Linked DNA regions of Homo sapiens: region 1 is linked to region 2. A link is a loop called in an ENCODE intact Hi-C map of the cell type or tissue named here. Cell type or tissue: MCF 10A. All regions are shown on one strand.

What was found. Peaks named below come from ENCODE experiments on the same cell type or tissue, not always from the same donor. Only the 100,000 strongest peaks of a DNase experiment are listed, where the experiment ranks them.
Region 1: a loop joins it to region 2, with 17 times the contacts of the local background. A loop is called at or near these places in 5 of 110 quality-filtered maps.

Annotation. Positions count from the first base shown.
Region 1 is chr7:74,058,730-74,061,229 of GRCh38, forward strand. ELN (elastin) reads left to right here. Exons shown (of 33, transcript NM_000501.4): 23 at 1,157-1,318; 24 at 1,411-1,455; 25 at 1,647-1,772; 26 at 2,372-2,410. ELN-AS1 (ELN antisense RNA 1) reads right to left here. Exons shown (of 2, transcript NR_183555.1): 2 at 176-1,303. Among named protein-coding and RNA genes, the nearest start is that of ELN-AS1, 2.3 kb to the right of the region's middle. In MCF 10A, no CTCF peak of the experiment used is centred here; a DNase peak (open chromatin) is centred at 1,302.
Region 2 is chr7:73,865,091-73,867,590 of GRCh38, forward strand. It overlaps TMEM270 (transmembrane protein 270), which reads left to right. Exons shown (of 3, transcript NM_182504.4): 2 at 1-331; 3 at 487-800. The coding sequence ends at 783. Among named protein-coding and RNA genes, the nearest start is that of TMEM270, 5.2 kb to the left of the region's middle. In MCF 10A, a CTCF peak has its summit at 1,239 (motif pointing right); a DNase peak (open chromatin) is centred at 1,241.

The DNA of each region.
Region 1 (2,500 bases), 190 kb after region 2:
TGAACATGGCAAATCGTGGCAGCACCAATTGTAGAGCTCAACTGTATGTCAGGCCCTGGGCATGGGGTCTGTAGGCCTTGGCCCTAGGGACCTGTGGGCTGAAAGGTTCAGATCAGAATCTCTAGGACTGAATAGGCCAGAGAGCATTTCGACTGCAGGTCTGCTGAGCCCCATATTCTCACACACAGCAATCTTTATTATTTATTTATTTGAGACGGGGTCTCACATTGTCGCCCAGGTTGGAGTGCAGTGATGCCGTCAGCTCGCCGCAGGCCTCAAACTCCTAGCTTAAGCCATTATTCCCCCTTAGTATCCCTAGTAGCTGGGGCTACAGTCACATGCCACCATGCCCAGTTTAAAAAAAAAAAAAATTGTATGCGATCCTCCCACATTGGCCTCTCAAAGTGCTGGGATGACAGGCATGAGCCAACGTGTCTGGCCTACAAAAATCTTACAGAGTTGATTTTATTTTTCCCATTTTACAGATGTGGAAACTGAGGTTCCCAGAGCTTAAGTAACTTGCCTACAGTTGCACAGCTAAATGGTGGCTGAGCTGAGATTTGAACCCAAAGCCTTTCTGTCTTACAAAGTCCCTTATATAATGTAAATCTGCCTCCATCAGCCTCAAATCTCCAAGGGGTCCTTGTCACTGAAAAGGTTAAGAACTCCTGGCCAAATGCAGCAGCTCACAACTATAATCCCAGAACTTTGGGAGGCCAAGTCGGGTGGATCACCCAAGGTCAGGAGTTTAAGACCAGCCTGGCCAACATGGTGAAACCCTGTCTCTACTAAAAATACAAAAAAATTAGCCGGGCATGGTGGTGCGCACCTGTAGTCCCAGCTACTCAGGAGGCTGAGGCAGGAGACTCACTTGAACTCGGGAGGTGGTGGTTGCAGTGAGTCGAGATCACGCCATTGCACTCCAGCCTGGGCGATAGAGTGAGACTCTGTCTCCAAAAAAACAAAGTTATGAACTCCTGAGCCTGCACACACTTCATATTAGGGAGGAGGAAGCTGAGGCCCAGCAAGGGAAAGTAACTGATCCAGGGTCACACAGCAAATCTATGCCAGGGCCGAGGCTCCAGCCCTCTTTCCATAAGCTTCTGTCCTCTTTGATCAGGTCTTGGTTAATGATCAGCTCTTCTCAATCTTGCAGGGTTAGTTCCTGGTGTCGGCGTGGCTCCTGGAGTTGGCGTGGCTCCTGGTGTCGGTGTGGCTCCTGGAGTTGGCTTGGCTCCTGGAGTTGGCGTGGCTCCTGGAGTTGGTGTGGCTCCTGGCGTTGGCGTGGCTCCCGGCATTGGCCCTGGTGGAGTTGCAGGTGAGTTTCATGAGTCAATGAGCCTGAGGGGCCCCCGAAGCCTCCATGGGCCCCGCCTCCATCTCTAATCCCCCTCTCTCTCCCTCCCTCAGCTGCAGCAAAATCCGCTGCCAAGGTGGCTGCCAAAGCCCAGCTCCGTGAGTGCCTCGCCCACCTTTCTCTCCTCTCCCCAACGATCTCAGAGCTGGTTAGGGGCAACAGCCAGGGAGGAGGCCGCTGCTTGGATCTGGGCCCCTTCCTCTGGGACTAGGCTCAGCTCCCTGGGCAGGACACCTCCTTAGGGGCATGCTCCCTGCCTGCTGTCGCCACCACTGCCCTCTGTCTGCAGGAGCTGCAGCTGGGCTTGGTGCTGGCATCCCTGGACTTGGAGTTGGTGTCGGCGTCCCTGGACTTGGAGTTGGTGCTGGTGTTCCTGGACTTGGAGTTGGTGCTGGTGTTCCTGGCTTCGGGGCAGGTGCAGATGAGGGAGTTAGGCGGAGCCTGTCCCCTGAGCTCAGGGAAGGAGATCCCTCCTCCTCTCAGCACCTCCCCAGCACCCCCTCATCACCCAGGGGTGCATAGTAAAATCCTTGTTAGGTTCTCCTAAGCATCTGGGGGTAACAGATAGCGGGAGGAGGGCAGACCAGGCCAAGGGACCCCAGGCTGCCCAATTGCAGAGTATCTGCCTCCTCAGTAGAGGGGTGGCAGGGCTCCAGACTGAGAAAAAGCCTGCCCTCCAACCAGGGAAGGAGCAGGTAGATCAGCCTGGCTCCCCTTCAGCAGTGCTCTGTGGCCAGGGGACCACTAGGAACTCCAGTTCTTCACCAGCTGGTGACTGAGCCCCACTCTGTGCCCAGCCTCAGGCAGTCCATGCTAGGCCTGGGGAGAGAAGGAAGGGGCAGACGGAAGGTGGAGGCACTGTTCAGCCCTAAAGCTCTGTGCCTGTACAGCTTCAGGGCTTTGAGGAAGCAATAGAGGCCAAGGAAGTCAGGGAGGGCTCTCTAGAGGAGGCGGCAGAACTCCCAGGCACAGAGCTCGGCTCCTGACCACTCCCCAACTTTTCTTTCTCCCCAGTACCTGGAGCCCTGGCTGCCGCTAAAGCAGCCAAATATGGTGAGTGCACCCCACAACCACTTGTGGCTCCCTTGCCACCACACCATCCCTGACAGCACAGGACTGGGGTGGTCACAATAGAAAAAGGCA
Region 2 (2,500 bases):
CTGTAACTGGCAGGCCCACCTACCCCTGGGAGCTGCAGCCTGCCCCCTGGGCCAGGCTCTCTGGGCTGGGCTGGCTCTGATACAGGTCCCCGTATGGCTGGTGCTACAGGGACCCAGGCTGATGTGGGCTGGCATGTGGGGCAGCACCAAGGGCCTGGGCCTGGCCTTGCTCAGTGCCTGGGAGCAGCTGGGCCTGTCTGTGGCCATCTGGACAGATCTGTTTTTGTCATGTCTGCACGGCCTGATGTTGGTGGCCTTGCTCTTGGTGGTAGTGACCTGGAGGGTGTGTCAGAAGTCCCACTGCTTCCGACTGGGCAGGCAGCTCAGTAAGGTGGGTGGTCTCGGGGTGAGGCTGGGGTGTGGAGGGCAAACCTGGGGTACTGGGTGTGGTCAGGGCTGGCTGGGCTTGCAGGGGGGAGCCACAGCCAAGCAGTGTAACCCTATGAGCTCCTAAGGGCCACCTGCCCATCTGTCTCCCTGTTCCAGGCCTTGCAAGTGAACTGCGTGGTAAGGAAGCTCCTGGTACAGCTGAGACGTCTGTATTGGTGGGTGGAGACTATGACTGCCCTCACCTCCTGGCACCTGGCCTATCTCATCACCTGGACCACCTGCCTGGCCTCCCACCTGCTGCAGGCTGCCTTTGAGCACACGACCCAGCTGGCCGAGGCCCAGGAGGTTGAACCCCAGGAGGTCTCAGGGTCTTCCTTGCTGCCCTCACTGTCTGCGTCCTCGGACTCAGAGTCTGGAACAGTTTTGCCAGAGCAAGAAACTCCCAGAGAATAAATGTATCCCCATCTGCCTCTCCTGGTCTGGCCTAGCCTATGGTCTCACTCCCTCTTCCCTAATGGGCTGGAGAGATGTTGTGTGAGTGATGTGCATGTGTGTGCCTGCATGTGAGCCCAGGACTGCCTCTGGGAAGGAAATCACTTTCCGTCAGCATCTTCTATGGGCCAGATATCAAACATCTCAGACAATTTACTCATAATTTGGTTTAAATCTCCTAGCAACACAGGCATCAGGTTTGATTAGCACCATTTACAGCTGAGAAAATTGAGCCTCAGAAGGTTGAACTTTCCCAAGGTCACAGTCTGTCAAGGGCAGAACCAGCACTGGGTCTCTAGATTTTTTGTTTCCCAGAATCCTTAACTTTCTCTAGGTGCGTGCCCCTGGTTCTCAGAAGTATTGGTGCCCAGGGCTTTAGGGGAGATGGGCAGTTAGAGACTTTGGCCTCTGGGGGGTGCCAGGGCCTCACATTTCAGAGATTTAGAAAGCTTTGAGAAACAGTTGTGAGCCAGGCTTCAAGGAGCCCATTCATTCATGCACTTGGCCATTCATCCATCCACCTATCCACCCACTCACAAAGCCATCCACAGAACCATCCATCCACCCACCCACCAATCCATTCACCCACTCACCCATTCACCTGCCCATCTACTCACACATCCACCCATCCATCCCTCCACCCATCCACCCATCCATCCATCCATCCATCCATCCATCCATCCATCCATCCATCATCACCCAACAACCTATGCATTCATCCATCCATCCATCCACTGATCCATTTATCCATCCATCCATCCACCCAACCACCCATCCATTGACCCACCCATCTACCTACCCATTTAATTACCCATTCATCTATGCATTCATCCACCCATTCGTGCATCCATCCATCCATCCATCCATCCATCCATCCATCCATCCATCCACACACCCACCTATCCATCCATCTACCCACCCACTGATCAATTTACCCATATATCCATCCATCCATCCATCCTCCCAACCACCCATCCATTCACCCACCCATCTGCCTACCCATCCACTCACCCATTCATCTACCCATTCATCCACCCATTCATGCATCCATCCATCCATCCGTCTATCCATCCACCCATTCATCTATCCATCCACTGGTCCATTTGCCTATCCATACATCCACCCACCCACCCACCCATCCATTCACCCACCCATCTGCCTACCCATCCACTTACCCATTAATCTCCCCATTCATCAACCCATTCATGCATCCATCCATCTATCCACCCACTCATCCACCCATCCATCCACCCATCTATCCATCCATTCATCCATTCATCCATCCATCCATCTATCCATCCACTGATCCATTCACCCATCCATCCATCCATCCTCCCAACCACCCATCCATTCAGCCACCCATCTGCCTAACCATCCACTCACCCATTCATCTACCCATTCATCCACCCATTCATGCATCCATCTATCCATCCATCCATCCATCCATCCATCCACCCACCCACCCACCCATCCATTCATCCACAGAACCAACCACACCCACTCACCCGCTATCTGTTGAAGAGCCATCTGTCTCCCTGGGGAAAGGGGAAACCTATCCAGTATCTCAGCACTCCCCTAACCTGTGAGTAAGGACACAGGGTCCTGCTGCATGGGTGGCTGATGCTGCTGTGCCAGCTCAGGCTGTGATGCTTCCAATCCCCAAGACTCAGCCTTCAGG